Linked DNA regions of Mus musculus: region 1 is linked to region 2. The links are chromatin loops, found by intact Hi-C in ENCODE. Cell type or tissue: left cerebral cortex. All regions are shown on one strand.

Region 1 (8,000 bases), 650 kb after region 2:
GCTGGGCACAAAGTGCAGTTCCCATAGGCAAAGGCTTTCTGCTCTGAAAGGCATTGAGATGCTCTGAATCCAATTTCCTAGGTCCTGTAGACCAAGAAGGTTCAGGTCCCAACATTTCATGTCTGTTATAAGGATTTTTGTTCTGTAGTCCCCTCAGTAATTGTAAAGCTGTGTGTGCTGATTTGGCATTTAGGGAATTATCATCAAATCTCCAAAGATTGAAGGGACTCTTTATATTCCCAGGTTATTAACTGGCATGGGAAGAGGGCATGGTGTTTCTGCTACAATCTAAGGCTCAGGAGAAGCAAGGGTCCCTGGAGAGAAGTCTCAAGCAATTGAAAGGAATTACCTTCTTTGTCTTTCTCTCCAGAGAACAGACATTTGGGGTTTGTAGATACACTTTCAGAGCTTACTCATTGCCCAGACAATAAGCAGTGCTCAACATCCTGACTGTTTTCCCTTAACTGTTTGTCTGCTTTAATCCCTACTGAACTCAGGAAAGCTTTGCTGAAGCCTGTTGCTGCCTCTCAAGCTTCCAGCCATTCACAATAGTTCTGCCATGCCCATTTTGTTGCTTTTGTTCTTTTTTTTTCCCCGTGATGCTCAGTGGAGATGTCATTGTGAAACCCATTACTCTGTATAATTATTATGCATTAATAAGAAATATAGTCTCAAACTACATTGCCACCCATATCATGCATTCCAAACGGAAGCCAAGGCTAGGAAGATGTCTCAGCTGCTATACAGACTTGCCACGTGAGTCTGAGGATCTGAGTTCAGATTCTCAATCCTCATAAAATCCAGACACCACAGACCAAGCTCCTGCAATCCCAAAACACTTATAGAAAGTGGGAAGCAGAGACAAAGATCTCTAGACACTCACTCGATAGCTATCCTGCCTTACAGTGTAGAAGAGACCATATCTCTAACAGGATGGAAAGCCAAGGACTTGCAGCCAAGGTTGTCTTTTGATCTTCTCACACAGTTTGACACACATCTATCCATACTCGAACATGAACAAGCACACACACACACACACGCACGTGCACACGCACACGCGCACACACACATACACATACACTAAAAGTGAAACCAATTATCAGCCAACAATACACATGCATAGTTGATGAACTTTTATGTTACATCTCCCCAAATTAATGGTGTGGCTCTCACAGATATCTGTTGTGATCATATCCAAGGTATAAGAGACTCTAAAGTCGAAAAGTCAAGCTTCTTACCATGTTAAGAGACATGGTTCAGAATTTTAAACTCCCACCTTTTCCAAAATCTGCTAGACAGGAGCAGATTATCCTTGTACACATCGATGCCACATTTCTTCCTCACTTGAATGTCATGTTGTGGTGGTTTTAATAGAAATGGTCCCCATAAGCTCATAGGCAATGGGCGGTTTTAGGAAATGTGTCCTTCTTGGAATAAGTATGGTCTTGTTGGAGAAAGTGTGTCACGGGGGGCAGGCCTTGAAGTCTCAGAAATTCAAGCCAGATTTAGTGGCTCATTGTTCTGTTCCTACTGTCTGCTAATCTGGATATAGAACTCTCAGCTCCTTCTCCAGCACCATGTCTGCCTGCATGCCACTATCTTTCTGTCATACTGATAATGAACTAAACCTCTGAAACTGGAAGCCAGCCCCATGCTATGGTCATGGTGTCTCCTCACAACAATAGAAACCCTCACTAAAATATGTGCAGAGGCCACATGAAAGTCAGATGCCTTAAGAGATCTTAATATTTTGTTTGTTTGTCAAGAGTCCTACTCCACTGTCCTATTATGTTAATCAGACCAGTTGAAGATGTAAAATGTAGACACAAGCAATGCTCAAGCAAAGGAAGAGAAAGAGCTAATAGAAAAGCAGGACAAGGTAGGAAGTACTGAGAGGATGTAAACTGTACTAGGATAATAATCAAACGAGTGAAATAAAGTTGGATAAAGGATGCTATATCAATATGTGATGTTTAAAATCTTCAAAAACCTTGGCAAAGATCCTAGGAGACATTGCTGATAAACTGCTAGGTTGTATCTTCGATATGCGGTAAAATCAATGTCTTAAACTAAATGGACACCCCAGAACTTCCTTGGCAGATGGCGAAAGAAACGCCCAAAGGGCAAAGAAAATGGGCATAGTAGAATGGATATGGGTAGAATACTACCTTTGGACTGTTGTGGAGTATGGGAGGATGCTCCAGTTCCTGAAGTGAGGCGGGAATGCACTGATGAGGAGGTGAGCATTGTTAAGATTCCCAATGGTATCTGTCTTTTTAAGCTGGAACCAGAAACAAGGGGTGTTGTTATAAAGCCATTGTCTCTTACAGGAAAGGAAATCAGAGAGGTCATCATGGATGAGAAATGGATGACTGCCAATTTCGTGAGACGCACCGCCCATTGCAACCCACTATGCTGGATGTGGTATCTTTGTTAGCACAGAAGACACAGGCTCTGGCACATGATGCACATGATGCACATGATGCACATGATGCACATGATGCACTCCAGCAAGTATATTGTCTTTGCCTTTGTCTCAGGAGGAGCAAAAATGGTGCATGGCCCCCACATCACAAATAACACTATGTATTTACAGCCTTGCCAAAGGCACAGCCAATTCACCTTTCCTCTTGTAACACAGTTCAAAGAGACCTTTAATAGTCCATGGCTTCTGGGAGTAGTATCCATCCTTGAAGATTACCTCCATTCAAATAATTGCTTATATATTGTGTTTTTTCAAAGCTTATGAAATGGTATATGTCCTTGGTTCTGATCCCTTCTTTCTCCTTCCTCTTACCCATCCTCCTACCTGTGTTCCTGTTTAGACCTTTCTACCTTCAGTATTCCACTTCTCCAGTTTTGTGACTGATATATTCTACTATTCCCCCTCTATCCCCCTAACATCCCCATTCTATTACTCTGGATTTTATTAGCACACAATACTAAGCACACTACTCAAAAAATATGTACCTAGGGTATCTATATAGGCAAGAATATGCAAAGTTTTTGGATTGCCACATTTCCATTTTTTATTCATCCAGTTGATGAACATCAAGTCTGGTTCCAAAACTCACAGTGCTATGTGTGAGACACCTCCATGTGAGTTAGTGTACAGAGAGGTTTTATAGACCCCCAAAACAATGCTGGTAGTTGTCATTGCTCTTTATTTCATACCAGGACTTAATGGTAAGACCTTATTGCTCAATGTACTACACAAGGACATGAGCATATAACACTAATTAAACTCCATTCGGGGGGAAAAAGACACAAAAGTAGGTGGTCACTTGCTGAAAAGGGTACCAGTGTTAGAGGGAAAAGTAAGGGAGATACATAAGAGAAGGTGTGAAAATGACTAAATCCATAATATAAGTGTACAAAACTGTAGAATGATTTGTAAAAAGTGGCAGGGTAAATACCTAAGGCTCATGCAGCTACATTTTCGAGATGTCAAGCTAATTAGACCACACAGGCAAGAACCAGTGGTAAACTATGAGCATATATAATTGGAGGGTAGGGGATGCTCCTGGAAAAACTCAAGGGCTTTCTATATCTGTGATATTTTTAGGATTCAATGATCTGACCATAACAAATCACCTCCCTCCCCACCAAATAGATGACAGATCAACCCACTTCACAACTCCCACAACACGGAAAAAAAAATCTCTAAGCTCTAGGCTCCAAACTCTAGAAGCACCATATTCTATGCTTAGAAAAGGTTCTCTGACTCATGGACCAGGTGACATGAAAGGTTGCCAACTTCCTATGAAAGACCTCTATGGAAAGTTTGAGCTGAAACAGAAGTAGACTTCTTACTTGGCCACACAACCTGGCAGACCTTATGGTGTTAGAGGTTTCTGGGTTGGGAAAAGACATCAAGTACAGTGGATACATGGTCACAATGCAAGCCATTAGAGTTTTGGAGGTAGGCCACGCCATCTGCTGCAGGAGTATGTTCCATCTCACAGGCAGGACTTGGTTGGATATGAGCCTACAGTAAATATAAACCATCTGAAGAAGGCATCAAGTGGCAGCCAGAGATGTCCATCAAAAGCTGAATTCTGTTACCCAGGCCAATCCATAAAGCCAGGCTGAACCAGAACGTATTCCTTGGAAACTGTGTGTGGCATGTCTGAGAAGGAGCATGAATAGGCGGAGAGACACGGGTAAATTGCATGAGTATGTTGTCTCCCACCCATGTTGCCTAACATTGTTGCTTCTCTGTCTCTTCTCATGGCTCACGCCTATTGTTCCTTAACACCAAGCAAATCAAAGAACAGTCTGAGCTTGGTCTGTTGATTGGTCCCTTTGGTGTGTTGTCACGAATTAAAAATGAGTTGGTATTTCACTAATGCTCCCTATTAGAAATCCCTGAATGGGAGCAGTGATATATTGTCCCAACTGACAGCACTTGTCTGATGAATCAGGTCTTCTACCTTGGACAGAGAAGGAGCCCAGAGTACAATCATTCCTGTACTTAGAGTGAATTTGAGTAGAGCTAGCTGAACCTTAAAAGAATAAAGTTTTAAATATTAGTTCAAGGAAGACTTAGCAGAATGGACCCATGGGAAAAGATATCGAGTGTGGTGATCTTGCACCATAATATGGCCATTAAATAGCAACTCTAAGTCAATAAGATAGGTGGAATGATTTTTATCATAAGACTGTATTTGCTATGAATAAATATTGTATTGCTACTACAAAGGACATACCAAGGGGCAGGCACGAAAGAATACAGGCCCATCAGGGTGGACTTCCACTGGCTGAGGCTAATATTGGTACAGCTGCTATTGTATATTCACCTGGCCAGCAACAGAACTAAGGCTGAGCTCCATATTTGGCTTTTGCCAATATGAACTAAGTGCTTGATAACAAGTTGACTGCTCTGGGCACCTTTCACCCAGAAGGTGCAATGATTCCATTTGACAAATATCAACACACATGGCAAGTACAAACTTGCTTTTTTTATCCCTAGGGTCTTGGTTAATTCAATTGTCTATAGACTTCAGGAGGATTTCATCAGCTGAAATAAAATTGCAAGAGACATTTTATTAGGCCAAAGGACCCAAATAATGGGGATGGGGGAAGTGGTGTAGTGGTAATAGAATCCACTGGTCCTGTCACCTGCCATGTCTTTAGGAATCACAGTCCTTCGGAGTGATAAAATGGCCTCTCAAAGAATCAAGGCATGGTAGTATATGCCTTTAATTGCTTCACTTGGGAGACAGATGAAGGCAGAGCTCTAGGAGTTCAAGGTAGCCAGGGTTGCACAGTAAAATCCTGTCAAAAATAATTTAAATAAGTGAAGTAACAACTTGAAAATGTCACTATCTTCTGTACACAGGACAAATCCTAAAAGAATGAGTGTTATATAATCCTATGTCACCTATAGATACAAAGTGATAAGTAAGGAAGCTATACCAAATAACTATAATCAAACATGCTACCAAGCCAAGCCGATAGTCCTAGGCTCTCGTTTGTTTTTGTTTTTATATGCTGTGTCTCAGATGGGGAAAATTCTTCATTTAGTCTAATTGAGATTATGTTGAAAATTAAGCTGCTATATGTATGAAGATCCTTCTGGCTAATCACGGAATGCTAGCAGAATGGGGAAAAATCATTCTAATATATGTTAGATCAGCTGCCGCTGGACAGCAGGGCAGGGAAGAATATCTCTGCAAACACACTGATCCTCTGAGGCATCTCTTGCTGCTCACATGCCCAGGTTTAGTGATAAATTCACATCCAACATATAGAATGATACTTAGGGTCTCAGGTGCCTTGAGGATCAAAATCTGATCTCCAAACAGCAAGCCACCTGGCACAACTTATATTGTCTATCCAAGACAACAAGAAACTAGAATGGGAGACAAAGTACAGAGATAGAAAGCATCAATTATGGCTTCAAGATCAGCTGAAGAACTAGAGCTGTGGTTTGCTCTTTGCCTGGAAGTGCCCTAGAAAAGCATAGTAAATTGAATCTTGGAGAATCTGTTTCCAAGTGAGGAATCCAGAATCCAAATGGAGCTCACAAAAGGAGACAGTTGTGGGGTTTTCCACCTTCAACCTTCATCCTCTTCCTTTTTGTTGTTTGTTTGTTTGTTTGTTTAACATTTATTTATTTATTTATTTATTTCCCGTAGGGAGGAGAGATATAAGTAGATGCATGACATAGTGAGCTTGGGAAGGTCTTTAGCAGTTGATTCTCTCAATCCAATGTGTGAGACCCAGTAAGTGCGAGCTTGGGATATCAGACTTGATAGACAGTGCTGTGCTTTCATGCACCAGGCTACCTCTCTGGTCTTTCCTCTTAACATCTGTTCCTCTGCTCCTGGGAACATCGCTGCTCATAGTACCATCACTAGGAACCACCCTAGCTTCAGAGAACTGATTTATCAACCATCACTCCCTCTTCTAGAAGGTTTATATAGCCAGTGACTGGCTGAAACAAGAACACAGTCACTGTACTCTGATGTCACTTTGGAACTCTGAAGGTTTATCACCTCCCGGGGCTGGGGCTTTCCATTATGGATTGGTTTCTTATTATCTAATCCATTCCTCCTCCTTTTCCTTTTCTTTTCTTTTATTAAATTATTTTATTTGTTTACATTCCAAATGTTGCCCCGCTTCCTGGTCCCCCCTTCTAGAGTTCTTCACCCCCTCCCCTTTGCCTCTCTGAGAGGGTGCTCCCCCAAACCCCTACATACACCCTTACATACTCACATTCCCTACCTCACCCTCCCTAGCATCCCCCTTCCCTGGAGCATCTTGACAGGGTTAAGCACATCTTCTCCCACTAAGGCCAGACAAGATAGTTCTCTGCTACATATGTGCTGAGGGCTACAGATAAGCACATGTATGCATTTTGGTTGGTGGAATAGTCTCTGGGAGCTCTGAGGGGGTCCGGATCAGTTGATGCTGCTGATCTTCCTATAGGGTTGCCATCCCTTCAGCTACTTCAGTCCTTACCCTAACTCCTCCATAGGGGGTCCCTGACTTCAGTTCAATGGTTGTCTGTAAGTATCTGCATCTGTCTCAGTCAGCTGCTGATAGAGCGTCTCAGAGGACAACCATGCTAGGCTCCTGTCTGTAAGTACAACATTCCATAAGTAATAATGTCAGGTTTGGTACCTGCGCATAGGATGAATCCCAAGTTGGACTGATCACTGTATGGCTTTTCCTTCATTCTCTGCTCTACTTTTGTCCCTGCATTTCCTTTAGACAGGAACAATTCTGGGTCAAAATTTTTGAAGATGAGTGGGTGGCTCCATCTCTCCATGGTAGGCCATATTTGTCCACTGGAGGTGGTCTCTTCCGGTTCCATCTCCCCACTGTTGAGAATTTTGGCTAAGGCTATTGCTATTGAATCCTGGAAGCCTCCCACATCCCACTCAATGGGAATGACCTCTCTTCCTCCTTTTCTTAAAAGCAGTCTCTTCAAGAATCCTTCCAGATGTACTTCTGTTCTAAGAGTGTTTCCTGTTCACTGAACATGTACCTGTCATTCCATTGTCTTGAAGGTTACCTCCAATGTGTTTTCTGCTACAATATGAAACTATCCGCCCCCAACAACAGCCAATCCATATCCCTCCTCCAGAGTTGGCATTGAGCTGGACTCACACAAAGACTTATGGGGGGTTAAGAAAAATCTGTGGGATCACAAAAATGTCAGACTCCTATTGTACTAAAAATGATTCTATCCCAGGGCTGCCAGACACATCCGCTCCCACCCAAGCAGATGGAAGACTATAGACTTAAGAGACAGAGGGCAAGCAAAACAGGACTTCCGTAGGGAGAAAATAAAATGTCTCCCCCTACATCGCTGCCTCAAGCATCTGAAAGTAGGTGTTGGAGTCCCCGTTCTGCAAATCCACCCACAAACATCCTTGTCAGCCTCTCAAAATGGGAATGAGTCTCTTGTGTCTGGGACTGTAGTCTAAGAAGGAAGATGTTCTAAATTACCTCAGTGGTCTTAAATTGACCAGGTATTCACATCTACTCAA
Region 2 (8,000 bases):
CAGGACTTGAGTTACAACTGCCAAGAAATGCAAGGCCAAGGACATACAGCTACTTGGTACAGCTAGAAAAGTACATAGTAGCTTCTTTTTGGTCTTTCCCATTTCCAGCTCTGTCCATCTTCCCCTGACTGAGTCTACCTGGGTTCTGTCTCAGAGTTCAGCTGCCATCCTTTCTGGAATTTAGTATGCCCCTCATCATTCCTGCACTAAACATGCTTGACCTTGAAGCTAAGTCTCTCTTTAAATCTCCCTCAAGGAGATGTTCAAAACTCTTGGCATCTGGTGATTGACTCTAGGAGAAGTGAGCAGTGCTGCTATGTATGAAGGGCATGCGAGAGAAATAAATTGTATAGAGGATGAGTGAGGGCTTGAGAAGAAATGCTGTCTCTGGCAAAAGACGTAAGAGCCCTGGAGGCTGCACCCACCCTTATATGAGTGATGGACCTGCTTACTCTGAGTTACTGCCTCACACTGAATTACCATTTTGAATAGTTCCACATAGATGTAGAAAGAGTAGGCTGGAGTTCTCAGCAGCCATTCTAACTTCTTGCTCAGTGCTGGATTTGGCACGAGGTGCGTACTGGTGTGTACATACAAGGAAATAATTTAGTTAAAGTGTTAGTAAGATTGCTCAAATCTTGACTATGTTTGGTAACTGATAAATGAAGGAGATTCCCATGTCTTTAGGTCCCCAGGGTTTCCATTGTGATAAAAAATATAAAAAGACAATGGTCTGCTGTGTTTATAAAGGTGTATATCAGATTTATAGAAGCTTGCTACTAAAATGACTCTCTGAGAGTAGGGGTAGTTTGGTACTAAGACCATTCAAACAGAGATCAAAAGACTGGCTTGAAATGTTAGATTACTCCTTGACTAGCTGTTTGATTATGAATAAGACAGAAGACCACAGACTGTTTCCCCATCTATGAAGTGAAGGGAAACAATAGTTGGCTATGTAACTTATAGTGCCCCTGTAGAAATCATAAGGATCAGAATTCATTTTGTCAGCTATGAAACCATTTTATAATAATCAGATGCTACCTCTGTCCATGGAAATCTCTTATATTACTCAAGCAAGTGTACTGAGTGTCTTCATTTTAGGGAACCTTTCTAAGTATTGAATTCAGGTTTGGTCTGACATTGGATCTGCTAGTAATTCCTCATATCTTTGATGGCAAAATGAAACCTCAGGGCACAATGATGAAGTAAAATGTATAGCTACTTATACAAGTCACATGCCAACATACACAAAGTACACACACACACACACACACACACACACACACACACACACACGAGCTAACTAGTTCAATTCTATATCTAAATGCTGCATCATTCATACTTCAGTAGATGCTTTGTAGATGTATATTGATTAGAATAGACAGGTTCTGGGGAAGCTCAGTCTCTCTGGGATACAGGAGAGTCCTACAGAGAAAACTGAGAACTTTACTTTCATTAATTTCTTCACTCATTGTTGGGGTAGACTCTAGGAGAAGTGCGCAGTGCTGCCATGTATAAATAATACTTCACTGAAGTATTATATGGTTTACCTTGTTCTAGCTAATTCCACCCGGACTGATCCAGCATGATTCTAGGAGAAAGGTGAAATGGTTGTATTGAGTCTTGAAACAAAATAACAATCTAGGTAGGAAAGGAGAAAAAGAGTGATGGAGGACACATTGGAGCTGAAGTGGTACAATTAGAAAAGTCTATGAGAATCAATGACGTGTGACATTAGTGTTTAATAAGGAAAACAGAGGGATGGAGGGACAGGTAAGCCTGAGACTGTGGATACAGCCAGTGTTCAGAGAATGGGTTGGAATGAACTAAGAAATTTAGACATCTTGATGCAGGTGGTGGCAATGCATAGTCTTTCAGAGTGGGGGCTTGGTGTGATCTGGATGGTGGCATTAAAGTTGGCTCTAGGCACAGTAACAAGGAAGCCACAAATATGGCAGTGTGAAAGCAGTGAGAATGGAAGACCAAGCCAGAGATATAGCCATGGCATATAACTGGGCAGCAGAAACAGGGAGGCAAGAGGTTGTGATAGAATCAGTAGGTTCTGTGAAGGAGAAACTGCTGGCTGGTAGCTCCTGGGTGGGAGCCTTAAGCAATCAGAGAAGAATGATATCGAGCCTTCAAAGCATAGGACTGCAGAAGCATGCACGGGAGCAAGAATAGGTGAGAAAGTTGTGGGCTTGGAGAGCTACACTGGGTTTTTCATTTCGTTCCCCCGAGACATTGAAAGAGAGCTCCTATAGAAGGAGCTCACTCCTTGGAAGCTCCAAGCTCCTCAGTGGAGTAGAGAACTGCTGCTTTTGTCTCTCTCCCTTTTTATATGACCGTTGCCTTCTGTTCTCCAGAATTTCTTTTCATGGAGAAGGCATCCCCTTACCTTTGTAGAATAATAGAAGATGAGAGATAAGGGACTGAAACAGTGTGAGATAGGAAGACTCCCTACAGTGAGAAGATGGGGTGGGGAGGAAGCATCCTGTGTGTAAAGCTATCTGTATCTGACTATGAACGTGGCTTTATCAATTAGTACTTATTTTCAAATGCTAACCTTTTAAGAACATGGACTATAAATGGCTCTGTATCTCAAACCACAATTTCCTCTTACTGACCCTATTTAGCATTTTTGCCTTCCATCTTTGAGGTGGTTTCCATCAAACCTGAATCCATGGATTCAGAATCAAACAGGTCTGTATCTAACTCTAACTTGTACATTGTTAGTAGAATAATCCCTGTCTATCTATCTATGTATCTATCTATGTATCTATCTATGTATCTATCTATGTATCTATCTATGTATCTATCTATGTATCTATCTATGTATCTATCTATGTATCTATCTATGTATCTATCTATGTATCTATCTATGTATCTATCTATGTATCTATCTATGTATCTATCTATGTATCTATGTATCCATCTATGTATCTGTCTATGTATCTGTCTATCTGTCTGTCTGTCTATCTGTCTGCTGTCTGTCTGTCAGCCATGACCTTCTTCTCCCCTTCATGTAAGTAAATCTTGCCACAAACATCTGCACCTTCTCCAGGATGTTTTTCCCTATTATTCCAGACCACTCAGTTGATTGTGGTATTCAGTGAGCAAACAGCACACTCATTCAAACACTTAACTATTTATCTCCTGAATTATTCTTAATGAGTTAAAGAAGTCACCATATCCTTGTGGGGAGAGGATAGTCACTACCACCTGAGGTGGAGAGTTCTTGCAGGCCCTTGATGTTTAAACACATGCATTTCCTGCCTGTCCTTTTTCCTGCAATACCAGGCTGTCCTGTTGTGTTGATCTAAGTCATTTGATAGAAAGTAGAATTTTAAGTCCCATGAAGCACATATTGTTTCATTGGGGAAAATGCAACCTAAGGGCAGGACTTAGTGTGTTAAGGCACTTGATGTCAAGGTTTATCATCTGAGATTAATCCCTAGGTCCCACATGATGGAAAAAGAAAGCCAACTCTTAGAAGTGACTTCCAAATATGTGTGTGCTGCACCATAACTCTTATGAATAAATATAATATAATATAATACATAATATAATATAACATAATATAATATAGATAAAGTGACAGGGCTATGGTCTTAAGAATTAGAAAGTTTGTTTGGGACTGTTGCCCTGGGCAGTAGACTATGACAGAGTGCATTTAAATATAATACTTTGTCATAAGCGTAAAAGGCTTGGGGCATCCTTAAACTACCTAATTGCCTTTTCTTTTGTTGTTATTATAAAGAAGTTAGCTGTACTTCTATTGCAATTAATAAGTTTAGAGAATAAATTACAAGTAACTTTGTGTCAACAATGTTTTAAACTCTTACTATTGTGAAGTGTGAACAGTCCCTGAGACATTTTAGAAAACAAAAATCAATATGATTTTTAATGAACATGGATTATGTGCCTTGCTTATGCTAGGTACTGTGAGCAATTTAATAAAAATAAAACTACCAGAAAATCAATAAAAATATATTTAAAGTTTTGTTTAAGAGACATTCAAAAATATACAAAGGAAGGAGTGGGCCTTTACTTGTGTACAACCACTTTAAGTAGAACATCTCATTGTGTTTTCATTGACTCTCAATTAAAAAAACAAAACAGAACAGCACAAAAAAAAGCTCAATGTTTTTCAACAATATGTGAAAACACAATAATAATAATAATAGTAATAATAGTAATAATAATAATTCACCCCCAAATTTTACCACTCAGAAATAATACTCATAACCAAGTATCATTCTAAGTGTCTTTGAAAATCTATGCCTGTGCAGGATACGCTGTGTTCTATTTTAGGAAAATGGAGTTACAAATGTAAAGTGCTGCTTCAAAATTAATTTCATTTTGATTTAACAGAAGAAAAGCAGCCTGACATTAAACTATGGGCATCTCTGAACTTCCAATAGCTGTGTTGTCACAGAAGGGAGGAGGTGGAGGTGCTTTTCCAGAAATATCCTCCTCTGCTTAAAAAATGGAAGATTAAAACACATTAAAGGCAGGAGCTATTATTTGCAAATGGTATTTGTTCTTTCAATTTCTTTTCAAAACTTCATTTGGGTGTTTGGTCATTTACATACACAATGATTAGGAGGTTAAGAAATTTGTAACTTGATTATCTAGGCTACTTTTATGGGAGCAATTTGGTTTCTAGAGACGTTTGCTAAATTCTTGCTTTTCAGAATTATTTACTGTTGGCAAATGCTCAAACAACTGGTCCTCAATTTGTTCCTTTTCCTTGGGGCTTCAACCTCACTGTCTGTATGGGTTTGTCATTTTCTTATCTATCAATTGCTTCAATGGAAGGATTCTCATGAAGTCCTTTTGTATCAGAGGCTGATGAACTTTTAATAAAAGTGACCATACATAAATACTTTAGGTGTAAACACTAGAGGGTAAAAGTTTTCGAGTTTAAACACAAAGCAATTCTGATGTTATAAGAAGCAAACAGCTGGACTAGGGGAATGGCCTAGTGTGTAAAAATGCCTGTCACCTAAAAGGACATGAATTTGAGTCTCTGCTGGAGTTGCCAGCACTAGGGGTAGAGGTGGAGAAGACAGGAGGATCATTTGGGTTTGTTGATAATCCAGCCTCAAAAAACCCAGCAAGTTCTTCTGAAAGACTCTGCTTCTAAAGAGATATATTTCTATATCTCTTAGACTTCTTCTTTCTCAGATATACATGCATACATACATACATACATACACACATATATGTATATAGATATAGATGTAGATGATGAGAAAGAAATAGAGAAAAAGAGGGAGATGAGATAACATGAGAGAGAGAATAAGAAAGAGACCACATGGTGTCCCCTGCTCTTTGTCAAAGCATACACACCCTCACATACATGTGCAAAGACACAACACAAACACACACCACACACACACACACACGGGAGGGGGCACTTGAAGAGACTAAGTTAATAAATTGGTATATCTCTATTTCCATAAAACTTTATTTACAAGAGTGGAAGGATGCTGAAGGTATAGCTGAGCTGGCAGAGTACATGCTCCGCATGTCTGAAGCCCTGGATTTATATGCAATACCACATAAAATAAGTGTGATCACATGACCCCATAATCCCAGCACTGGGGAGGTAGAAACAAAATGATCAAAAGTTCAAGATTATACTCAGATAGTGAGTTTGAGATCAACTTGGGGTACAGGAGGCTATGCCTTTGAATATGAAAGTATGTGAAAGATGATTTATATATCTCTTATTGTTTAGTGTCTTAGTTTGCATTCTATTGCTATGATAACCAACTCCCAGGACATATGCCACCAAAGGAAGTCAGGCAGGAACTCAGAGCAGGAGCCTATTGACAGGAACAGAAGCAGAGACCTTAAAGCTGGTAAGCAAGCTTGCTCTCAGTCTCATGCTCAGCTACTTCTTAAACCGAGGATCAGAGGTGGCACTGCCTACTGTGAGCTGTGTCCACATTAATCAACAATTTAAAAATGCCCTTTAGAGTTTCCTATAGACCAACTTGATGGAGACATTTCCTCAATTGAGAAATTGTGTCATGTGACAAAAACTAACCAGCACAGAGCCAGCTGGCGGTTTGGGGGTAAGGGAAGAGGGAAGATACTTTTGGGAATATCATCATGACTTTGTTATTGTGTAGATAAAAGACAAACAAACAGAAAACAAACATAAAAATAAAACAAAATTTAGTCCAGGGAAAAAGAAGCGATGTTCTTTGAAACATATGAATGATGAGCCTCACTGCTGAGTCAAACACATAAATATTTCCTGGAAAAATGTTTTATTAAGGTTAAATTCACAAAGCCTAAAATCAGCATTTTAAAGTCAACATTCAGTGAAAGTTTGTACACTCACAATTTTGTTCAACCACTACTTGTATGCCAAAATGAAGCTTTGTGGCCATTGACAGCCACTTCCAATTCTCTCTTCACTCCAAACTTTGCCCCTATATGTTTCTCTATCATGGATATATAGATATATTATATAAATGGCATTGCACATTGCATAATCTTTTATGTCTAATGTTTTTCCCTTTACACAATATGTTTGAGGTGTATTCATGAAACACATACCAATATTTTTTCTCTAGTTTAAATATATCAGGATTATACACACACACACACACACACACACATACACACACACACACGTTAAACTGTTATCTGGTTGTGAACAGTTTTGATTGGAAAGGGTGTGCAGATATATTTTCCTCAGTCTTTTTCTATTCTATATAGAATTATTGAACCATATGGTAACTGATAACTACTACTTGAGCTCCTACCAAGCTTTACCCCCATTCTGATCTACTTTTAGCACAACACACAAAGGATCCAACATCTATACACCCTGGCTAAGACTTGTCATCTGAATTTTGATGAACATAGACTTGGACTTCAGTATTCTTTTTTCAAGTAATTAGTCATTGTCATACATTTTTGCCCATTTGATTTCTTGTAATTACCATGCATGCTACATTTCAAGACATACCCTACACGCCATTAAATATTTTATTAATATATTTCTCCCTAAAAGATGAATTCCCATGGAGTGTTGCAAGATCTTGAAAACACAATTTAAAAATACTGCTTATGTAGAATTAGTTGTAATATATATTCAAGTTTAACAGCATGTTTGAAATAGAGCTATATCCCTTTATAGTCCTTGTTCTAGGGGAAATGGGATGGCCCAAGTGCCTGTCTGTGAGGGTGGATGTGGGGGTGTTTACTTCCTTTGGTAGGATGTTGGACATGATGCTTGCTAACATCCTTTCCAACTACATTTTAAAATTAGAATTTGAATATTTATGGAGGCCTTTCTGAGAATGTTCAAAACCCTGAATACTGCAATGCATAACTCTGAACAGTGAAATGTGTTATTCTGTCATATGATAGAAGAATGAAAGCTGGGGTCTATCTCAGTCCAATCTGACTGAGAAGGGTAGCACAAAGTTGCATGTGAAGGAGCATGTTTCTGTGGATGAGAGCGAGGAATTCCAGGTTCAGATGAAGTAAGGCAGAGCTGGAAGCCACATACTTTCAAGTCTTTTGGGGAAGAAAATAACCAATTCTTTACAGTCTTCTTTGCCTTTGGAAAATAGGCTTTTCTTGTGACCCCAATGAGAACATTTTAGAAGGAGCCTTATTCAAGGGTGACCTTACTGCAAAGAAGGGAGGGCTCTCCTGTAAGGGGCCAACCATAGAAAAGCTCCCTTGTGACCTGGGACTGGCATCTGCTTCTACCAATGAGCAGAGCTGCAAATCAAGGAGGACTTTTTTTCAGAATATCCATATGGAATGAGGTTTATTTATGAGTGGGAAGAAACCCATAAAGAAGAGTTATTAAGTCCAGGAGGAGCTGATTTACATCATGGTAAGATGCAGACAATCCTTCAGCCAGAGGAATGACAGCCTCTGACAGGTGTCCATGAATAAATCCCTCTTCCTCTAAAACGTTGTTCTCTTTGCCAGTTTGCTAGCCACTGGCCATATTCTTAAGCTGG

The links. Hi-C counts contacts between places; a loop is a spot of excess contacts. Peaks named below come from ENCODE experiments on the same cell type or tissue, not always from the same donor. Only the 100,000 strongest peaks of a DNase experiment are listed, where the experiment ranks them.
Region 1: it touches region 2 in a loop (6-fold over the local background); 2 of 42 quality-filtered maps call a loop at or near these places.

What each region holds. Positions count from the first base shown.
Region 1 is chr14:72,230,761-72,238,760 of GRCm38, forward strand. No RefSeq gene overlaps it. Among named protein-coding and RNA genes, the nearest start is that of Gm41205, 50 kb to the left of the region's middle. In left cerebral cortex, no CTCF peak of the experiment used is centred here; DNase peaks (open chromatin) are centred at 3,733, 3,885, 7,357 and 7,799; H3K27ac peaks cover 1,831 bases.
Region 2 is chr14:71,580,978-71,588,977 of GRCm38, forward strand. No RefSeq gene overlaps it. Among named protein-coding and RNA genes, the nearest start is that of Gm34819, 36 kb to the right of the region's middle. In left cerebral cortex, no CTCF peak of the experiment used is centred here; DNase peaks (open chromatin) are centred at 4,434 and 7,224; H3K27ac peaks cover 923 bases.